Regions from separate parts of the Mus musculus genome. Here region 1 is linked to region 2. Evidence: chromatin loops called from intact Hi-C (ENCODE). Cell type or tissue: heart. All regions are shown on one strand. Links, peaks and the distances in the headings refer to the core of each region. The heading gives the core; the rest is flanking DNA.

Region 1 (4,390 bases), core at 249-4,248, 130 kb before region 2:
AAGATGGCTGCCCCCGACCAATGTGACCTGCACACATGTGCATCTGCACACACGCTAACCTTCATGCATATATAGACACCGGAAAGTTGCATTTGTAGGTCAGGGTATGCGTTACCTAGAATGTACAGTCTTTGGTTTGATGCCTAGCATCACTGCACCCTCCAAAAGGAGAAATATACTTAACATAGCCATTCAAACACTTGAGATATAAAAATATATTTAACAAAAGAAGACAAAAAAGGGAGCCGTTCCATAACTGTATTAGCAGTTGGGGTTTACTTCAGTGGGAGAGAGAGTACCCAGCAAGAACAGGCTCTGGGTCTAAACCCCAGGTCTAAAATAAGCTAAGATAAACAAATTAACTGGTCACTAAATCTGGACTTTGTATTTTGATTCAAAACACAAATTTGTAGTGACATTTCAATTTCCTAGACATTTGGAAATAAAAGTGACTTCAGATGCAATAAAGGCTATGCAGTGTGCTTTAAGAGAACTCTGACTAGAAATGTAGCTGCAGTGGTTACAGAAAGATGAATGGGTGTCTGGGTCTTGAATTGAAATAACAGGGAGGAGATGTGAGTGAGGCTGTTGTTTAAATAGGACTTTCTGTGAGTTCACGATTGATGGGAACATAGTCTCATTATAAACCTACATTTTTAAGCTGGGCGTGGTGGCTCACACCTTCAATCCCAGCACTTGGGAGGCAGAGGCAGGTGGATTTCTGAGTTCGAGGCCAGCCTGGTCTATGGTCTACAAAGTGAGTTCCAGGACAGCCAGGGCTACACAGAGAAACTATTGTCTCGAAAAACCAAAAATAAACCAAAAACAAAAAAACCTACATTCTTATCACAAAGTAGGCATTTTAAATGTCACTTGACACAAAAATGTTTAAACATAAAACAGGTTGGAATAGGTAGGAGAGGGAACTGGATGTGCCCGAGGTGCAAAGACTTAGCGGAGCAGTGGTGGTGTGTTTGAATCTCACTCTCGTGCTTCCCAGCTGAGCAAGGACCCTGACTTCTTGAGCCTCAGTTTCCCCATCTTTGGAGCAGGTGTTAGGAGACACCTCTGAGAGCCTGGGGAGATTCATCGAGGCTGCTTGTGGGGTGGGGTGGGGTGTGAAGCGCGGTGCTCAGCAGCTCAGTTCCTGCTCTGCGATTTTTATTATGATTGCTTTAACAACTAAAGTCCCTGACAGTTTTATACTGGTACATTCTGGTTACACTCTCCTCAATCCTCCCTAGTGCTCCCCCCCCATCTCTTCCCTCCTCCCTCCCTGCCCCTTTCCCAGATGGTTGATGTTTGGTTTTGTTGTGTGACCCCTTTGGTCATCTGTGTGTCTGTTGGACCGGGACTACCTACTGGAATCCAGTAGAATCAATGGGTACACAGCTGAAGGCAGTAACTCACCATCCCCTCCCCAAATGTATCAATATGAAATTGCTCAGCAGGGCAGGGTCTTCACAGTGAGCTGTTCACCCACTCGCCCAGGCCACACTTCCCACAGATGAGGATCATGATGGGAACATAGAGTCTCATTATAAACCTACATTCCCCCCCCCCCCAGACAGGGTTTGCTCAGCAGTGAAAGATAGGCACCCTGTGGCCCTGCCGTCAATATCTGGTGTGGATGGATCCATTCTTATGTAGACCCTTTGTCATCTGCAGTTGCTAAGAGTTCATTACAGGGGCTACACTCAGACAATGGCATTTCACAGTCCTTATTCCGGCCTCTCAGCTCTTACGTTCATTCTGGCCCCTCTTCAAGAGTGTCCCATGAGGGTATGGTGTGGAAGTCGTGTTTAGAGCTGAGCTTCAAGTGTCTCTTATTCTCTGCATTTTATACAGCTGTTTCTGCACTCTCCGAAGCTCACAGGAAGCAGACGCATCTCTGGTTAAGGCTGAATGGGTATAACGTATATCTAGACTCTGTGTCAACTTAGCTGAACAGCAGAACTAAATTTCCCAGTAGGGGGCCTAAGAGCTCCTCCCCAGATCCAAGTGTAGATTCCCTCCCAGCAGATGATTCTGACTAGTTCTTGGTGGTGTGAGCTGGATCTGAGTTGAGGGGACTTCTTTTTCAGCTGGTGTTCCGGGAGAGGAGCCCAAGTGTGACGTCTGCATGGGGAAGACTTCAGGGCCTATGAACGAGATCCTCATCTGTGGGAAGTGTGGCCTGGGTGAGTGGGTGAACAGCTCACTGTGAAGGCACTGCCCTGCGGGCCCCTCCCACTTTGTGGTCCCTCCCACTTTGTGGCCCCTCCCACATCGCACTTGCTGTGGTCCCAGCTAGCTTCCTATTTCTCCTATCCTGGGTTCCTCCTGCCTTGGGGAAAGGTGACCAAAAGCAATGGGAAATGTAGTTTGTGGCCCTCCTAGGCAGAGGAAGGCAGGTGCTGAAGCCAGCCCTTGGTGCCTCTTGCAGTGGCCAGTACTGTCTTTTTGTGCCTTACTGGTTATCAGCTTGGCTTCTGGGTGGGTACCACCAGCCAGTACCCTGAAAGCTGGCAGGCAGAGCTCCCTAGGGCTTGCCATAGCTCAGCTAGTCTCGCTGCCTATGGCCAACTGACCTTGGGCCACTGTTCCCTTGTGAGTGAGTGATTCGCAATCCCCACCTTCACCCCAGGTTACCACCAACAGTGCCACATCCCCATCGCAGTTGATGCCAACTGGCCCCTCCTCACTCATTGGTTCTGCCGACGCTGCATTTTCGCACTGGCTGTGAGGGTGAGCACCTCCCTACCCCCACCCCCAGTCCCACCCCCCACCCCCAGCCCTTGCCTTCCGACTGGCCAGACCAGAGCCCCAGAGACTCAGGCCTGAGACTTCATTGCTGATGCTGTACTCTAGGCAGAAGGGCTTCACTTGGTCCATGGAGACACAGGGTGCTCACTGTCTTAGACCAGATTTCAGAATCTCTCTAAACCTCAAGTTTCCCCAACCATAAAATGGACAGTTTTGTGTCAGTAGGAGGTCCCCAATAAAGGGCCATGTGCTATTAAAAGACAATGATATGTACCTGCCCCTAACACGTGGTATTATTTTTATTACTTCTTTTGTTTGGTTGGTTGGTTGGTTGGTTTTGTTTTTTGTTGTTGTTGTTTTGTTTTGTTTTGTTGTTTGTTTTTGGGTTTTTTGTTTGTTTGTTTGTTTTTTGGTTTTTCGAGACAGGGTTTCTCTGTATAGCCCTAGCTGTCCTGGAACTCATTTTGTAGACCAGGCTGGCCTCGAACTTAGAAATTCGCCTGCCTCTGCTTCCCGAGTGCTGGGATTAAAGGCATGTGCCACCACGCCCGGCTACTTCTTTTTTTTTTTTTTTAACTCTTGTTAAGATAAATATATTCTTTCACAGACTCTGTGTGTGTGTGTGTGTGTGTGTGTGTGTGTGTGTGTGTCCTTACTACAACTGATGCTATTAATGAATATCTCTAAGGGGAACAGGATGGGTTTAGGATTGGTAAGAAAAAGTTCCTCGTTTTTCTGATGCTCATAAAATGCCTGCGTCTCCCCAAACCCTGGCAGCATTTCTCCTGATAGCTATGTGCTGACAGGTGTGGTTGGTGACCTGGACTTTATCTCCCCCTAGAAAGGTGGCGCTTTGAAGAAAGGCGCCATCGCCAAGACGCTGCAGGCAGTGAAAATGGTGCTGTCCTACCAGCCGGAGGAACTCGATTGGGACTCGCCCCATCGCACTAACCAGCAGCAATGCTACTGCTACTGCGGCGGGCCTGGAGAGTAAGGCTACAGAGCGGGGCACGTGGGACTGCAGGGTGGGACTGACAGGCTCCGGGAGAACCTCAACTCAGGGGGCGGAGCCTGAGTGACAGCCTGAGGGGCGGGGCGGGCTTGAGTAACTGGCTCTGGAGGCGGAACCTGGAGGGGCGCACTCCAAGTGACAGCTTAGAGGCGGGGCCTGAGCGTCAGACTCTGGAGGGGTTAACTTGGAGTGACAGCTGGGCTGTGGGGTGTGAGCGTCTGGAGGCGGGATCTGGAGGGGCGGACCTGGAGCCATGGGGCGGGGCCTTAGTGTCACGCTGTAGAGGCGGGACCTAGAGAAATTTGACAGCTCAGGGGCGGGGTCCGAGTGTCAGACTGTGAAGGCGGGATCTAGAGAGGTGGACCCAGAGTGACAGCTGCGAGGCGGGGCTTTAGTGTCAGGCCTTGGAGGCGTGTCTTGGATGGGCAAATCCAGAGTGCCAGCTGAGTATTAGGTCTAGGGAGGACGGGCCTGAAAGTGACAGTCGGAAGGGTGGAGCCTAGGTGTCAGGCCATGGAGGCGGTATCTGGAGGGGCGGATCCGCGATGTCATTTTAGGGAGGGCAGATTTTAATGTTGAGGCTGTGTCACTTTGCAGGAGGCTTCAGGAGGGAGACCCAGAGTGGTCTGTGAG
Region 2 (4,334 bases), core at 1-4,000:
CATTAGTGGCCACCACTTCAAAGACACCATTGTCAATGGTGAGAAGAGACACATCGAAGGTGCCGCCACCCAGGTCAAACACAAGGATGTTCTTCTCTCCCTCTCTCTTATCCAGGCCATATGCAATAGCAGCTGCTGTACTGTGAGGATGAAGAGGAGGGAAGAAAGCTTGGTCAGGGGTTCATATTTCCCCCCCACTTGGGAATATGGTAGAGCTCTGAGTCCCATACTTACGGCTCATTGATGATCCTCATGACATTCAGTCCAGCAATAGTGCCAGCATCTTTGGTTGCTTGTCGCTGGGCATCATTGAAGTAAGCTGGTACAGTAACAACTGCATGGGTAACCTAGAAGGACAACCGTGCAATCATACTTAAAGATGATTGAAGTACATGGTGTTCTCACTTCTGTCACTCTTATCAACTAGTCAAGCCACAACAGTTTCTAAGTCAGTTTACTGCTATATCATACGCTTTTGTCATTAGAATTAAGCAGTGGTAACTCATAAAGGCTGACTAGCATATACCTTGACCTCCCACAAAACACTAAATCACTAAAAGTTAAGATTGAAAGGTTTCTGGGGCTGGTGAGATGGCTCGGCAGGTAAGGGCACTGACTGCTCTTCCGAAGGTCCTGAGTTCAAATCCCAGCAACCACATGGTGGCTCACAACCACCCATAATGAGATCTGACACTCTCTTCTGGTGTGTCTGAAGTCAGCTACAGTGAAATTATGTATAATAATAAATAAATCTTTAAAAAAAAATTGAAAGGTTTCAAACCATGAAGGCTTCCCTACACAAGTCATCGAGGGGGAGCAACAGCAATCAAACACTCAACACTGTTTCACACGTTATTCACCTTCTTTCCCAAATACGCCTCAGCAGTCTCCTTCATTTTAGTGAGAACCATGGCAGAAATTTCTTCTGGGGCAAATGTCTTGGTTTGCCCACCTCCAATATCAACTTGAATGTACGGTTTAGTTTTCTTTTCAACCACCTATGGCATAAAGTAATTTAAAGGTAATTTTTCCGAAGAGGAAACAATGACACCACAAACGATTTAAAAAAAAAAATCCATTTCCTCCCTCCCATAGCTTGATTCATCTCTGTCCCTTAGGGGGAAATCACAACTAAAACTGAGCACAGCTGTATTGTAGATAGATCGACAGTTTTAGTCTGTTTCAACTTCTAGACATTGTTAACAGTGTGTCATGTTTTATAACACACTAAAAACGACTAGATGTAAAACCGTTACATAAATTCCGAACACATTCTTTTAAGTCCTTTGAACAGTGTTTTTGGCCAAGTGGCAACCCCTAAATACTCCTATCACCCCAGCCGCCCCATTAGCATGAGAAAAAAAAAACGGGTCCGACCTTGAATGGCAAGAACTTGATGTCCTGCTGCACCGAAGGGTCATTCCAAGTGCGTCCGATGAGGCGCTTGGCATCGAAGACCGTGTTCTCGGGGTTGGACGTGAGTTGGTTCTTGGCCGCATCGCCAATCAGACGCTCCCCTTCAGGAGTGAAGGCCACATACGACGGCGTGATGCGGTTGCCCTGATCGTTGGCTATGATCTCCACGCGGCCGTTCTTGAACACACCGACGCTGACGGGGAAACCCCACAGAAAAGGAATCAGCACCTCACTTTCTCACGCTGGCCCCGGAGGCCACGCCCCACTCCTCCCCACCCCCTCCTCCTTCGACGGATACCACTTACCAGGAATAGGTGGTCCCCAAGTCGATGCCGACCACCGTGCCCACATCCTCCTTCTTGTCCTCCTCCTCGGCCCGCACCGCGCCCAGCAGCAGCAACGCCGCCGCCACCACAGTGAACTTCATCATGCCGGCGCTGAGGACCAGTCGCTCAGCAGTCAGGCAGGAGTCTTAGGAGTCCAGCAACAGGCTGTGGCCCCGAAACGCGACGACGGTTCTGGTCTGAGGGCGACAGGGGCCTCGGGGTCAGGAGGAGACACGAAGCAGACTCGGAGCAGGCCTAGCAGCAGGCCGCGGCGCTTACCTCACACACACGCAGAAGCCCAAGTGTCCAGGTCAGTGTTGTCTCGGCCAGTATCGAGCGCGCCGTCGCCGACTCGCCTTATATACCCTCCCCACAGCCCCGTCGTGGAGGCCTCCGATTGGTGAAGTCGCTACTCGTTGGAGGCCGCTGATTGGTCCATGCCACCAAGCTGGCTGCTGCCGATTCGAAGCGGCCTCCTCCGCAACTCACGTCATTGCTACGCCCCCCGGGCTGACTCATTGGCTACTGGTCATTCTTAACGGCCACCAATGAGAGGCAGCATCCGCCCTGAGCGCTGGTCCTATTGGTTCAGCAGCTGCCTGTCCTTCGGGTGACCTCTCACCCCGAGACCGTTTCCGCCGGTAACCGTTCAGGTCCTCCCCTCACGCCAGGCCCCCGGGGACTGGAGTGGGGTCTGCGTGTCAGTTCCCTCGGGGTCTCCTTTTCTGTCTCTCACTCTGAAGAAGTACGCGGCCTTTCTCCTCCTCGATTCCCCGCGTCCTGAGCTGCCCGGCCTCAGCTGTGATCGCCCTCCCCAGCCTCCACACGTTCTCGGATGTCCCAGAGTCCAGGCCCTGTTACTCGCCCGGCCTGCACGTCTCGAGCTGGGGCCTGATCTGGATTCTGCCTCGCTGAGAATCCTGGTGCTTCTCAGCTAACCGTGTTTCTCCTTCACCCCAAGGCTAGCCGTATGTGTCTTTCCAGGCCTTTCGAATCTTCCCTTTGCCGGGGTTAAGTCCCAGGATTGGCCTGGCCAATTGTAACCTATTCCCTTTCTCCGCCGCGGAGATTCAGTACTATGGTCAAACGAGCACTTTCCACCATGAGATGTATCTTTTCTTCTCTCTCTCTCTCTCTCTCTCTCTCTCTCTCTCTCTCGTAGCGCCTTATTGTTCGCTAACCTGTTCTAGCATAGCATTTCCATTTATGACACTGGTTATTATTTATAAGTCCTTCCTCTTTCCCTCTTCCTTCTTGACACCACCCTATTCGACTCTTGGAATAGGGCTGATAATGCTAAAGACGTTTAGCAGACAAAAAAGTCTTGCTGATGCTTTACTCTTTTATAATAGTATGTTGGGGGACAAACAAAACAAGTTACTACTTGAGCTTATTATGTACTTCATTGTTTTGTTTTATGTATTTTGAGAGGCATTGTACACAGGCCCAAGCTGGTCTATAACTACTGATCCTCCTATGTGTTTTCCATGTGTCATTTATTCATATTCAAGTCTTGGTACATTTTTCCCATTTTCCAGAAGAGACCATTGAGACCAAGAGCGATTAAATAGCTAGAATGGTCGATTGATAAGTGCTGAGAATATAGTTAATAACCCGGTTGATTTTACTCCATAATTTATACTATTGATTCCCACCACCACCACCCTTTTTTGTTGTTTAAAGACAAATTTCATGCACCCCCAGTCTTCAAACTGTGTAGCAAATGACTTTGAACTTCTGTTTCTTCTATCTATACCTCCCAAGTGCTGAGAACTTCAGGCATAGGCATGTACTACCATGGGACTTGCATCTATGCATGCTACACAACTGACATCTGTCTCCAGGCCTGGAGCTCAACATGTCCACCAGGCTGGCCTTGAACTCTCAGGTCCACCATCTCTGCACCCCAAGTCCTTATAGACATGCTTATGAAGGCTACTTGGGCCATTTATTACAGGCAGGAAATGACTCCAGTATTCCTATTAAATGTATTCTGAGCTTCATAAGTACACTGTGCAAATACTACTAAAACATCACACGCACAGTCACTAAAATGTTGAGCCTATGAATCAGTGTTCAGGAATTTTTTTCCTTTCTCATTCCTCAAAGATTAGTGACTCAGTCAACTCCATCCTTGCTATAGAAGTTGCATCACACAGCTCTTTCAGTCAGGCTTGTAATACTGTCATAACATTGATCTTCCTTTGGGTTGCATCAGACTAGTATTAAGATAGAATCACTAAGCCCAATCTACTGGTGCACACCTTTAGTCTCAGCACGTAGGAGGCAGAAGCAGGGGATCTCTCTGAGTTAGAGGCCAGCCTGGTTAGTACAAAGACAGCCAAGGCTACATGTTGAGACCCTACCTCAAAGGGGGGAAAAATGGAAATCACTACTTGACCACATTACAACTTCATGTCATTTCAAGCTTGTCTGTATATATATTACAGCAGTCAGTTTACACTAAAATCAAATTTCAGTTTCATCCTGTCTCTCTTTTTTTTTAAAAAAGATTTATTTATTTATTTTATGTAAGTACACTGTAGGCTGTCTTCAGACACCCCAGAAGAGGGCATCAGATCTCATTACAGA

Evidence for each region. Hi-C counts contacts between places; a loop is a spot of excess contacts. Peaks named below come from ENCODE experiments on the same cell type or tissue, not always from the same donor. Only the 100,000 strongest peaks of a DNase experiment are listed, where the experiment ranks them.
Region 1: it touches region 2 in a loop (2.1-fold over the local background); 6 of 42 quality-filtered maps call a loop at or near these places.

The regions. Positions count from the first base shown.
Region 1 is chr2:34,904,795-34,909,184 of GRCm38, reverse strand. Phf19 (PHD finger protein 19) reads left to right here. Exons shown (of 15, transcript NM_028716.4): 4 at 2,085-2,180; 5 at 2,627-2,727; 6 at 3,587-3,735. Among named protein-coding and RNA genes, the nearest start is that of Phf19, 7.0 kb to the left of the region's middle. In heart, for the core only: a CTCF peak has its summit at 1,972 (motif pointing right); DNase peaks (open chromatin) are centred at 1,764, 2,204 and 3,984; H3K4me3 peaks cover 907 bases; H3K27ac peaks cover 758 bases.
Region 2 is chr2:34,769,834-34,774,167 of GRCm38, reverse strand. It overlaps Hspa5 (heat shock protein 5), which reads right to left and starts at 2,078. Exons shown (of 9, transcript NM_001163434.1): 1 at 2,022-2,078; 2 at 1,722-1,939; 3 at 1,378-1,609; 4 at 861-998; 5 at 235-347; 6 at 1-140. The coding sequence starts at 1,846. In heart, for the core only: no CTCF peak of the experiment used is centred there; a DNase peak (open chromatin) is centred at 2,227; H3K4me3 peaks cover 3,750 bases; H3K27ac peaks cover 2,385 bases.